Regions from separate parts of the Homo sapiens genome. Here region 2 is linked to region 1. The links are chromatin contacts, found by Hi-C or POLR2A ChIA-PET in ENCODE. All regions are on one chromosome and are shown on one strand. The core of a region is the stretch at or near the end of the contact, and the rest is flanking DNA. Distances in the headings are between cores, read along the strand shown.

Region 1 (6,936 bases), core at 819-3,318:
GATCGCGCCATTGCACTCCAGCCTGGGCGACAAGAGCAAAACTCCGTCTCAAAGAAGAGGAAGAGGAAGAAGAAGGAGGAGGAGGAGGAGGAGATGAGGAGGAGAGGAGGAAGAGGAGGATGAGGAGGAGGAGAAAAGAGGAAGAAAAAGAGGAAGAGGAAGAAGAAGAAGAAGAGGAAGAAGAGGAAGATGCTGTTGTTCGCTGTCCTGGCTGGGCTACCAGCAAGGTATTTGCCCTACAGCCTTGCTCAGCCTCAGCGAGCTGAGCTTCAAAATTGGGTCTTAAGGTCTTCTATCCTTGTACCCTCTCGGGCAAACCTCCGGAGGCCCCGGTGCACCGCGCGTCCAGCCGGCCCAACTCGAGCTAGAAGCCCCAACCACTGCCCAGTGCCTGAGTTGCAGTCTTGGGTCCTTTAGAAACCTGGAGATGTGCGTAAAATTCAGATGCCGGTATTCCCGAACTTCCCCAGGCCTCAGCATATCTCGGCGGCCTGTGGACAGATGGGAGGCTACCAATCGCTCCGGCGTCCGCAGCCCGACCCCTGCCGCCAGACCCCGGACGTCTTCCGGATAATAAAGTTCCCGCTCTAATTCATTTTCCCTAATCTGGACGCCCCTAATCTACAGCTTTTATTGCGCCCAGTTAAAAGTCGAGGGAATTCGCTGTCCCTCCGCGCTCGGATAATTACCCCTAAATGGCCACGGCAGCCCCTTGTGTTTCCTGGAGATTAGAACCCCGCAGTCATCAATGGCAGGGCCGAGTGAGCCGCCAATCACCTCCGCTCACTCCCTGAGAGCCGCTGGCCTGGGCCGCAGGAGGAGAGGCCATAAAGCGACAGGCGCAGAAAATGGCCAAGCCCCGACCCCGCTTCAGGCAGATCTTGCATCTCCCCTGACCCCAACTCATTTTTTCTGTCTTTATTATTATTATTATTATTAACAGCAAACATTAAATCACGTTTTCTCCGAAATTGGCAAAAGAAGAGTTCTCAAGTCCCACACTAGAGTCCACCTCCAGGAACTTTCCTCTTTTCCCAGCCCCCTCCCCCAAATGTGCCTCTCCCCTCCAGGATCAGCGGCCCAGAGATAGGGACATGTCATTGTTTCCGAGGACGCGTTGTTTGAGGTCACCTTAAGGCCAGATCGGTGTTTCATTGACGATTCTGTTGGTTTTATTTCAGTAAGTTCTATATCAAAAGGATCTGGCAGCTCCTTTCCCCGCCCGGGCGCTATAGGTGTTGTGACCCTTGGGACAGAAGTTCAGAGCGAGGGTGGGGGGGGGGGAATACACATCGTGTATGAAAACCGACTGCAGATTCTAGATAATCTTACGTATTCTCACATCCTTGGCACTACAGGAAGCTAGCTTCTTCCCGCAAGGTTTACTCCAGCTCTAAGTTAGAGACAAAGGCCCACTTTTACCTCGAGGTAAAGTTTACAAGATTTCAGAACAGGAAGAAAATGAAGGTTTGGTTTTGTTTCGTTTCTTGAAAAGAAGTTAATAGTATGTCTTTCTCCTAGGATAAATAGCCATGCGTATTTTAAAAACTATATATAAAAGGAATGTGTAAGAAATAACCTCAACTCAAATTATTGTGGTAGAAGAAGAGGGGGGGTCAGACAGTGGAGGGGGGCACAGGGAAACCCAGCCACAGACTAAAGAGAAAGGTAAAAGAAGCAGTAGAGGAGAGAAACAAGGACGGGGAAAAAAAGAGGAGCGGAAAAGAGGGCTGAGGAGGGGAGGGGAGGGGAGGAGAGGAGGGCAGAAGAGAAGGAACGAGAACAAGGGAAAATCCCCCGGGAACACAGAAAGATAGAGACCCAGGGGACTCCCGCAGAGAGGGCCTCTTGGGCTTCAGCGCAGAGGAAAGTTTCCCGGGCACCCCCTCTCCTCCCCTGCCCTCCGCCGCCTGGGCCCTGCCCTGCGTGCCCCCAGGCCCAGCGCGCCTCCGGGCGAGTCCCCAGGAGCGCGGCCCAATGGATCGCTCCGGGCCCGCCCCCTCGCGCGCTGATTGGCCGCCGCCCCGCTGGCCTCGCCTTATTAGCAAGTTCTCTGGGGAGCCGCGGTAGGGCCCGGAGCCGGCGAGTGCTCCCGGGAACTCTGCCTGCGCGGCGGCAGCGACCGGAGGCCAGGCCCAGCACGCCGGAGCTGGCCTGCTGGGGAGGGGCGGGAGGCGCGCGCGGGAGGGTCCGCCCGGCCAGGGCCCCGGGCGCTCGCAGAGGCCGGCCGCGCTCCCAGCCCGCCCGGAGCCCATGCCCGGCGGCTGGCCAGTGCTGCGGCAGAAGGGGGGGCCCGGCTCTGCATGGCCCCGGCTGCTGACATGACTTCTTTGCCACTCGGTGTCAAAGTGGAGGACTCCGCCTTCGGCAAGCCGGCGGGGGGAGGCGCGGGCCAGGCCCCCAGCGCCGCCGCGGCCACGGCAGCCGCCATGGGCGCGGACGAGGAGGGGGCCAAGCCCAAAGTGTCCCCTTCGCTCCTGCCCTTCAGCGTGGAGGCGCTCATGGCCGACCACAGGAAGCCGGGGGCCAAGGAGAGCGCCCTGGCGCCCTCCGAGGGCGTGCAGGCGGCGGGTGGCTCGGCGCAGCCACTGGGCGTCCCGCCGGGGTCGCTGGGAGCCCCGGACGCGCCCTCTTCGCCGCGGCCGCTCGGCCATTTCTCGGTGGGGGGACTCCTCAAGCTGCCAGAAGATGCGCTCGTCAAAGCCGAGAGCCCCGAGAAGCCCGAGAGGACCCCGTGGATGCAGAGCCCCCGCTTCTCCCCGCCGCCGGCCAGTGAGTAGCCAGAACCCAGGCGCAGAGGGAGGGGGCCGGGTGGGGGCCGGGTGGGGTGTGGGACCCGAGGGCTCCTGGTGGCCTCCGGCGCCTGCGTACCTGCAGCCGGTGCTAGGGAGCCGTGGGCTGCAAGGCCGGGTCTTGCGCCTCCCTCCACTCCCACCCAGGAAGAAGGTTCCAGACCTCCTCGCCTTGGCCCAGAGACGCTGCGGGTGGGAGTTAACGGATAGGACACCGATGTCTGGGCACCCTGTCCTCCTGCCCCCACCAAACGACCTCAGGGGTCCATGATCCCTCATCTGATCCCAAACTCTGTTTCATCGGCTTCACCCCAGCGGATGAATGTGTGTGGTGCGGTATCTTCCCTGCACCCGGAGTTTCACTTTCTCGCAGTAGGAGCTGGTGTCCCCCAGCCCCTCTTCCCTTTCAAGTACCTCTTTGCCTAGAGGTTCCGAAGCTCCTACAGAATTCTACCTCCCCATGCCCTTTGAGTTTGAGGCAGATAGTTGGTGCTTTGGGCGGATGGATGATTCAGGGGTGGGGACATTCAGGTTCCAGTGGAGGGGGCGGGGCACCAAGTCAATTAGGGGAAGGCGCCCCCGCTAATCCTATGGGAAGCTCCCAAACGTCTAGGACTGAGCCATTAAAGTGGACTCCAGGTGCCCAAGGCGGTTCGCTCCAAGGCCTCACGGCCCCCTGGCTGCTCTACTCAGAGAACACGCTCGGAGATATTTCAGGAGCACGGGAAATTCCCAAGTTTTCCTCGTTTCCTCCGATTATTTTGCTCGGCATAATAGCAGCCAGATTTCAATGGCGTGATGCTGAGGAATGATTTTTATCTGGGGATTAAACGTCTTTGAAAGGCCAGTCCCTCCCTAAGCCTAATGGCCGGAGAAGGTGGCCCCGCTCTGGGTTGTCGCCGCTGAAGGGAGTGACGTTTCTCTCGGCGCCCGCCCCTCGGGCGGCCCGGCGGAAAGCTAGTTGGGGGCCAAGCGCTTCCCGGACTCCCGGTGGCCTCCAGCAGGGAAGAAGCGGGGTGTTAACACGAGATTTCGTTTGACTCACATCCTGGTGGTCTGAAAGTCCAAAGGATCGTTGTGTTTTCTTTGTTTTGTTTTGTTTTTTCTGTTTGTTTGTGGTTGTTTTTTAGAGAGGTGTGAAAAAATGCATACTTAGGCAAAACCCGCGTGGTGAAACATCTTCGATTTGAATTCACTTTCTGCCGGGAAAGCTGCTGCATAGGCAAAGTGTCCTTTCCAACGCTTAGGGCCTTGGGCCCCAAGACCCCGAAGTCAAAGCGATCCCGGCTGTGTTGGGATAATTTGTTCCACATTTTATCCGGGGGCAGTCCCCAGCAGACCCCATCCCCGACCTGCACTAGTCCTGCGCTCTGATGCTTCTTCACTGTCCACCCTTGAGGTTTATTTTGAAGCCAAAAGAAAAAGACAGCTGGGCATGTTGATGTCTGCTGACTATGCCACAGGTTGAGGGGAGAGGCGATCTCAACACTCCCCCCGCAACAACATCAACACACACACACACACACACACACAAACGTTTGAGTGGGGCCAGAGGGCCCTGGCGCCAGGGGTGAACGCGATCCAACAGAGGACTGAGACAATCTAAAGAAAAAGCCCATTAGAATAAAGCAGCCCCTCGTTCTCCGCTCCAGATGACACTTTCTGTTTCTAAGAGGGCTGGCCACAGTGCACCCTCCATGATGGTCTGCGCTGCTCCATCTCTGGTCTGCGGGAACTACTCCTAGAATCCCGTAGGAGCGAAGTGTTCCGGGGAAAGTGTAGAATTTGATTTGGATTCTATGCCACAAAACTGCCTAGCCCCACACTGAAGCACTCCGTGGGCACTGATAAATGTTTGGCCAACGCGTAAAACTAAATGTGCCCTTGGGCTGGGCGCAGGGCCTCTTTCTGCATGTTCGTCAACTGTATTAACATCCACCTTTCCTCTGGATGGCCCTGGGAGGAGGCCCGCCATGAAGGCCTTCCTAAGCCGCCGGGCAGCACAAAGGTGATTTCACATCTTCCCAGCTGTTTAGGCCTAAGATGTGGACATCGAGCCTTCAACGTGGGTATTTTTCTCCTGGAATCTTAGTTTCTTCATTTGCAAAAAGTAGACAGGAACTTCTCCCCTGCGGGGTTGCAATGGGAATTGGAGAAAATATATTTCAAGTGCCTTGCGCGATGCCCGGCACCGAGGCACTTGGCGGCACTCAATATCTGGTATTGTTTGGCTATTATTACTACTTCTTGGGCTGATCATGCTCCAATGCTTCTCTCTTAACCCCTTGCTTTTTTTTTCTTTCGGCCCTCAGGGCGGCTGAGCCCCCCAGCCTGCACCCTCCGCAAACACAAGACGAACCGTAAGCCGCGGACGCCCTTCACCACCGCGCAGCTGCTGGCGCTGGAGCGCAAGTTCCGCCAGAAGCAGTACCTGTCCATCGCCGAGCGCGCGGAGTTCTCCAGCTCGCTCAGCCTCACTGAGACGCAGGTGAAGATATGGTTCCAGAACCGCCGCGCCAAGGCAAAGAGACTACAAGAGGCAGAGCTGGAGAAGCTGAAGATGGCCGCCAAGCCCATGCTGCCACCGGCTGCCTTCGGCCTCTCCTTCCCTCTCGGCGGCCCCGCAGCTGTAGCGGCCGCGGCGGGTGCCTCGCTCTACGGTGCCTCTGGCCCCTTCCAGCGCGCCGCGCTGCCTGTGGCGCCCGTGGGACTCTACACGGCCCATGTGGGCTACAGCATGTACCACCTGACATAGAGGGTCCCAGGTCGCCCACCTGTGGGCCAGCCGATTCCTCCAGCCCTGGTGCTGTACCCCCGACGTGCTCCCCTGCTCGGCACCGCCAGCCGCCTTCCCTTTAACCCTCACACTGCTCCAGTTTCACCTCTTTGCTCCCTGAGTTCACTCTCCGAAGTCTGATCCCTGCCAAAAAGTGGCTGGAAGAGTCCCTTAGTACTCTTCTAGCATTTAGATCTACACTCTCGAGTTAAAGATGGGGAAACTGAGGGCAGAGAGGTTAACAGATTTATCTAAGGTCCCCAGCAGAATTGACAGTTGAACAGAGCTAGAGGCCATGTCTCCTGCATAGCTTTTCCCTGTCCTGACACCAGGCAAGAAAAGCGCAGAGAAATCGGTGTCTGACGATTTTGGAAATGAGAACAATCTCAAAAAAAAAAAAAAAAAAAAAAAAAAAAAAAAAAAAGAAAAGAGAAAAAAAAGACTAGCCAGCCAGGAAGATGAATCCTAGCTTCTTCCATTGGAAAATTTAAGACAAGTTCAACAACAAAACATTTGCTCTGGGGGGCAGGGAAAACACAGATGTGTTGCAAAGGTAGGTTGAAGGGACCTCTCTCTTACCAGTACCAGAAACACAATTGTAAAATTAAAAAAAAAAAAAAACTCTTTCTATTTAACAGTACATTTGTGTGGCTCTCAAACATCCCTTTGGAAGGGATTGTGTGTACTATGTAATATACTGTATATTTGAAATTTTATTATCATTTATATTATAGCTATATTTGTTAAATAAATTAATTTTAAGCTACAAAAATTATCTCTTTACTGATTGAGTCTTTTATTTTAATTTTGCTTCTTGCTATCTCTTTATGTGTACAGTTGCTTTTCAGTTTGACGGTACTTTTACGACAGCAACTTTGAAAGGTGATAACAGGGTATGCAGGGATAGAGGGGGGTGTCTTTTTGAACACCCACGACAGATCTGCATTAGGAAAGTCAAGTGGAGAGTTGAAGTAATTACCTAGGATAATTAGGCTCAATTTTCCAATTCACTTTAAGCTGAAATCGACACTTACTCGGGCAACCTATAACCAACTCTTGCTTTCTTTCTCTCCTTTTAACCTGTCTATGAAAACAAAGCAAATCGCCCAAATGGTTTGATGAGTGTGGACAGCTAATCCAGACAATTCCCACCTCCGCAAATCTGTTTTTCCCACGGGAGGCCAGGTGGGGGATGGAAGCGATTGCGTTGCCTCTCTAAATTACCCCCACTGTAGACGCGGTTTGTGGAACTAATTTTGAGCTGCCAGAATATAAGAACCTTCTCACCCCCTATTCTGGCCGCTAAAAACACAACACAACCTAACAAAGTTTACAGAAAACCCAGGGCCACCTTCCACTCTCGCCTGG
Region 2 (6,404 bases), core at 3,477-5,976, 180 kb after region 1:
GGGCAGGAAGTGGGTGAGAACAACTTAGACCTTGGACAGAAAGCAATTCGGAAACTGGCTCAGCCTCTTCTCGTTGCTGGCACGGCAAGCAGTGTTAAGTGTGAGCAATTTTTTGTTTTGTTTTGAATTTGAATGGTTCCTTTTTCTCCTTCACGAGGAGGCCATGGTTTCTGAGAGTGGGGCTTGCATGTGGCAAAGAATAAGGATGGCAAGAAGGGCGGAAGCACCCCTGAGCACTGCAGCTGCTACTTCCAGTGCACTCTCTGTTTACAACCGCCCTGGGAGATGAGAAGAAAACCTCCAGATTATACTTGAAACGCTGAGGCTGGAAGAGGTAGACAAGATGTGGCGAAGTCACACAGCTGCCAACTGATGGGCTGGCCTGCTGGATCCCAGAGCCAACATTCTTTGTGGTAGGGGAGGTGTCTAAACCATCTTTTTTTGCTGGGGACATGCAAATACATGGAAACTCACAACGGCTGTGTACTTCTCACAAACTTTCAAAAGGTGTTTTGTGAATTGAGCTAAATTCACTGCTGTGCAGGAGATGTGAGGCCCTAAACATGGTATAAAATTCTGTAACGGACACTTTACAAAAGAAGAAGGAAAGGGAAAAAAGCAGATTGAGAAATGCCACATACGTTTCCAGGCGGGGACATAGATTTCATGCCGTTACACAGCTTTCCTAACTCCATTTCACCTAGCTGGAGCTTTGGACTCTTACGTAAAGTTCCTTATTCATTTGTTCAGCAGAGATTTATTAAGCAGCCACTGCGTCTCTTGCAACTACAGAATCAGTCTTTTGAAAAATGAACCAGAAAATGTATGGAAACTAATCCTGCCTTTCTCACCAAACACACTGTAGGGATAACCTCTCTCATACGTGGGCGTCAAATGTTTACAAAACTTGTGCCTTCCATCTGTCACTTTCCTGCTGGCCGCTGGGCCTCCGGACACACAGTTCCCCTGCCTGCAGCACTCCAAAAATATTCTATGCGCTCCCCTCCCTACAAATATTTGATGAAGGAATAGCAGAAAGAACACATTCTTTCCATGGTTTATATAAGCACCACACTCCTGCCAGGGCTATCTGTCTCAGCTTTTTCCTTTTCACGATGAATCGTACCACAGTTTGTGCCTGATGCTCTGCAGAAATTGATCTTAACACTTAAAAACAACTTTGCCTGTTGGGTACATGTCAGATGTTTTACAGAGTAATCTTCACATTTTCCTGCTTGAGCGATATATTCAGACATCCCCACACTCATTCAGCTGATGGGAATGTTGGTCTCAGCCCTTGAACAAATCAATCAGGTAGGCTGGAGGGGCATCCTGGATTCTTCTCCAGGCTCCATCGTCAGACACTGGTTCAAAATGAATGTTCATGGCAGCCTGGTCATAGAAGTCCTGGGGTAATGTCAGTAGCACTTGATTTACTGGGCTTTTCCCTGCTGGGATCTGCTCCCGGCCACTCCACTGGCCATCAACGACTTCCTTTGAATGGTGCTAACAATGCATTTTCACGGTTAGATGTAGATTTTGTTCTGGAGTCCCAGAAGTACCTCCCTGATGTCTGGAAACCTGTGCCCCATGGATTGGCTCCAATGGGGAGGTATTTTAGAGGAATGTGGAGCCCTGCAGGCCTTGGCTCGCTATGCTTGGTCCAGCCACTTACCAGCAACAGAACTTCAGAACCACGTTGCTTCATAGCATCATGAAGTTTTTAAGCACCACACACCTTTTCCTTTTCATTTTATCCCCAGCACCTGGCAGTGCCTGTTTCATAGTCTGCATGTACATTCATTGAAGACATGAATCTGTGAATCAACTTCTTAGCCTTATTCTCACATATTATAATGGAAAAATAATCTTTCTAGCTTGAGTAAATGATTAAGAAGATGTTTGCAACATGCTTAATTATAGAGCTCGACACATAGTAATTGCTCAGTGAGTGGGTAATGGGCTGGCATATCACACAGCAGGAGAGGCAGGAGGGATGAAAGGGGGACGATATGCTCGACTATGCCTGGCTCCTGAATATTTTGGGTGAAGACCCCCACCCACACATGTGCCTGCACCTAACCATAGGCTGCCCAAAGTGCTGCCCTGGCAGGTGAGGCACTCTGCTCTTTGTCAGAGTCAGGGATTAGGATGGAGTCGCTTCCAGATGAGGAGACGGTGGAGACTGACATTGGAGGCTGGGCGATGGACTTCCCAGCAGAGATGTGCATGCATACTCAACGAGCTGAAGGATCTTTTTAAACATTTGTATTCAAAGTCTGTACAATTAGAATGTATTTTCATCAGAAATGCAAATTAAAGGATCTGTAAATTTTTTTTTTTTTTTTTTGAGGGACGAAGTCTCGCTGTCACCCAGGCTGGAGTGCAGTGGCGCGATCTTGGCTCACTGCAACCTCTGCCTCCCGGGTTCAAGTGATTCTCCTGCCTCAGCCTCTTGAGTAGCTGGGATTACAGGCGCCCGCCACCACACCCGGCTAATTTTTGTATTTTTAGTAGAAACAGAGTTTCGCCATGTTGTTCAGGCTGGTTTTGAACTCCTGGCCTCAGGTGATCCACCGGCCTCGGCCTCCCAAAGTGCTGGGATTACAGGCGTGAGCCATCGTGCCTGGCTAAAAAAAAAACTTTAATGCTTTTTTATCTATGCTTTCAAAAAGTGTAACTTCCTTACCTTTAACAAATACCACTCCTGCCTAGCTCAAAGTTTGTGTAAAGAGAGAATAATACTATAGATGTGAAACCAATCTGAAAGCTGCTGGGTGCAGTGTGCACGGGGACTATGCTTGTTTTGTCCCCCACTGAGTACCCAGCACTGAGCATAGCCCTGACATGTAGTAGGTGCTCCGTGAATACTGGCTGGAAAAAATGCTTCAGTCATCACATTTGCACTGGAAATCATCATCCTCGACACAGCAGGCCCCTTTTGGTTCTGATTATGCAAATTGGGTCCAGGTGTCTCTCTGAAGTCAGAAAATAAACTCCACATTGCAGGCCAGAGTAGAAAATGCTGCCGTTTCTTGCTGAGTCATCAAGGAGGCCTGAGAAGTTAAGATTAGGTTCTGCCAGCAACAGTTCACATGTAGCTAGAAGGAACTAAAGCTTGTGTCACTGGTATATTGAGGCAAAAGCGTCCAAAATTCCACTTGAAACACTGTTTTATAATTACATATTAAATACCAAGGCAAGGGTGGATTTTTTTTTTTTTTTTTTTTTTTTTCGAGATGGAGTCTTGCTCTGTCATCCAGGCTGGAGTGCCGTGGCGTGATCTTGGCTCACTGCAACCTCCGCCTCCTGGGTTCAAGCAATTCTCCTGCCTCAGCCTCCCAAGTAGCTGAGATTACAGGCGCCCACCACCACACCCGGCTAATTTTTGTATTTTTAGTAGAGACGGGGTTTCACCATGTTGGCCAGGCTGGTCTTGAACTCCTGACCTCGTGATCTGCCCACCTCGGCCTCCCAAAGTGCTGGGATTATAGGCATGAGACACTGTGCCCGGCCAAGGGTGGAATTTAAAATTGCACACAACAGCTCTCTGGCAAGAGTGTGGATGCATCCTGTGGAAATTGGCATTTTTGAGGGTCTGGAGCAGGGTGTCTGAGCTATTGACCCTATTGACACTTTGGGAGGGATATTTATTTGTTGTGGGTGGCTGTCTAGTGCACTGTAGGATGCTGAGCAGCACCCCTGGTTTCTATCCACTAGGGCCAGTAGCACCACTTCACGCCATCCTAGTCACGACAATCAAAAATGTCCCCAGACATTGCCAAATGTTTCCTGGGTGGGGGATCACCCCTGTTGAGAAGTACTGGGCAACAGCAATATTTCTCATGCTAACAAATCAGCACCCATTCATTTTTATTAAGCCCCTGGTAGGCGGCAAACACTCTATTGGGTACTTTGATTCAAAGCTCACAGATAGGAAAAATGGTCCCCACTTTACAAATGAAGAAACTGAAAGAAAGTAACTTGTTCAAGTTGAGTGATTGAATAAATTAATGAATGTCTGACAGCTAGTGTGGTCTTGGTCACAACCAGCTCTTCTGGTTCCCTAGCTGGAACCCTGAGCCCTCCAGAACTGATTCACTGCTAATAAATATCAATTACTCTACAGATAAAGGAAGTGGATTTGGACTGAGGGTGCCTGGAGGACTCTGAGAAAGGGCTCTGACAAATGAACTTCCCCAAAGCAAACCCTCTTTCCCGTCTGTGTTAAAGTTGGTGAAGATAAAGATGGTTTTCTAGATAGTGGCTCTGGGGACACACTGAAGACTCAAAGATTAAAATGTCACCATGTTTCAGCCTGTTTCAGCTTCTACTCAGCTATGACACTGCTTTTATTTACCACTGCACTGTTTTCTTCATTGGGCTGTGAGGGTGGGCATGGGGACCTGTTATTCATTTCTGTTCCTGCTGGTGCCTGGCATGTAATGGGCACATGTTTTTTGGGTGAATGAATGGATAACTGAAGGGACGGAAGGGGGAGGGAGTGTGTGTTACCTCTCTTTGCTCCCTCTAAGACCTCCCCACCCGTCCATCCTTGCTTTGCCAGACCCTTGGCTAAGAAAATGCCAGCCAACACTGTGTTCTCAAGTGACTCTCAGTTCTTAGAAACAAAATGATGGAATTTCAGTATTGGAAAAATGCTTAGACATGACCTCATCCCTACCCAAGCTGGTTCATGAATCATCCCCATAAAATTCCTGGCATGCCAATTAAAACCATTCAGCTGTTCATTCATTCTTTCATTTTGCTGAACATTTGTTAGGTACCTATATCGTTCTGGAGGCAAGGAAGGATGACGATGACAATGATGACCTTGGCCTCAACGAGTCTGCATTTGTTTAGATATGGATTAAGCTGATGAACCAAAGGAATCCCCAAATTCAAAACATAGTCATGCATTGCTTAATGACGGGGATACATTCTGAGAAACGTGTGTTGGGCAATTTCAGCATTGTGCAAACATTGCTGCACAAATCATAGAGAATACTTACACAGCCCTAGGTGGTGAAGCCTACTATATGCCTAGGCTGCATGGTCTAGCCTACTGCTACTAGGCTACAAACCTGTGCAGCATGCTACTGTACTGAACACCATAGGCAACTGTAACACAATGCATTTGTTAACACAAAGTATTCGTGTATCTAAATCTATCTAAATACAGAAAAGGGACTATAAAAATAAGGTATAAAATAAACAATAATAAACTTGGATAGGGTACTTACAATGAATGGAGCTTGCAGGACTGGAGAGTTGCTCTGGATGAGTGAGTAGCTGGTGAGTGAATGGGAAGGCCTAGGACATGACTGTATTATACTTTAGATTTCAGAAACTCTGTACACTTTGGCTACACTCAATTTATAAAAACATATTTTATTTCTTTAATAATAAATTAGCCTTAACTTACTATAACTTTTTTTACTTTATGAACTTTTTAATATTTTTAAACTTTTTGACTCTTTTGTAATAACATAGCATAAAACACAAACATACTGTACAGCTATACAAAATTTCTTTCTTTTTTTTTTTTTTTTTTTGAGATGGGATCTTACTCTTTTGCCCAGGTTGGAGTGCAGTGGCATGATCATAGCCCACAGCAGTCTCCAACTCCTGGGCTCAAGTAATCTTCCCACTTCAGCCTTCTGAATAGCTGGGATGGCAGGCATATGCCATCATGCCCAGATATATATATATTTTTTGTATTTTTGGTAGAGATGGGGTCTTGCTATGTCGCTCAGGCTGGTCTTAAACTCCCAGACTCAAGTGATCCTTCTGTGTACCTCAGCCTTCCAAAGTGTTGGGATTACAGGCACGAGGCACCACACTTGGCCACTTTCTGTCTTTATAACCTGAATCTATAAGCGTTTTTCTACTTAAAAATTTCTTTAGAACTTTGTGTTAAAAACTAAGACACAAATACGCACATTAGCCTAGGTCTCACAGGGTCGGGATCATCAATTTCTGCTTCCACATCTTGCTCACTGGACAGTCTTAGGGGCAGTGACATGCATGGAGCTGTCATCTCCTAGGATAACAATGCCTTCTTCTAGAATCCCTCCTGGGGGACCTGCCTGAGGCTGCTTCATAACTAACTTTTTTCTGCATAAATAGGAGGCACACATTTTAAAATAATGATAAAAGTATAGTAAGTACATAAACTTTTAACATAGTCATTTATTATCATTATCAGGTGTTATGTACTGTATGTAATTCTATGTGCTAAATTCTATGATTGACAGTGCAAGGAGGTGTGTTTACACCAGTACCACTGCAAACACGTGAGGAATGCATTGTGCTACGAAGTCATGATGGCTGCCATGTCACCAGGAAATAGGAATGTTGAGCTCTGTGATAATCTTATTGTACATGTGGTCCATTGCTGCCCA

Evidence for each region. Hi-C counts contacts between places; a loop is a spot of excess contacts on that map. ChIA-PET counts read pairs that join two places held with the same protein, here RNA polymerase II (POLR2A). Pooled maps may share reads with other maps.
Region 2: a loop to region 1 is called in a map of endothelial cell of umbilical vein, with 10 times the contacts of the local background. The contact joins the enhancer-like site here to the promoter of MSX1 in region 1. A Hi-C loop is called at or near these places in 1 of 168 maps with a recorded cell type or tissue (endothelial cell of umbilical vein) and 1 of 50 pooled maps. POLR2A ChIA-PET finds 5 or more read pairs at or near these places in 2 of 52 experiments (A549 and activated naive CD8-positive, alpha-beta T cell).

The regions. Positions count from the first base shown.
Region 1 is chr4:4,857,597-4,864,532 of GRCh38, forward strand. MSX1 (msh homeobox 1) reads left to right here and starts at 2,069. Exons shown (of 2, transcript NM_002448.3): 1 at 2,069-2,772; 2 at 5,105-6,340. The coding sequence starts at 2,304. The coding sequence ends at 5,547. RefSeq lists silencers at 1,891-1,950, 1,971-2,210, 2,221-2,660 and enhancers at 4,714-5,385, 6,903-6,936.
Region 2 is chr4:5,033,450-5,039,853 of GRCh38, forward strand. It overlaps LOC107986256 (a long non-coding RNA gene), which reads right to left. Exons shown (of 3, transcript XR_007058005.1): 3 at 6,173-6,404. It also overlaps a transcript of STK32B not described here. Among named protein-coding and RNA genes, the nearest start is that of STK32B, 15 kb to the right of the region's middle. RefSeq lists an enhancer at 166-215. Within about 2 kb of position 4,727, at least 5 of the 41 ENCODE cell types and tissues checked have a DNase peak (open chromatin) inside an H3K27ac peak, as active enhancers do; they include endothelial cell of umbilical vein, where a contact is called at or near this core.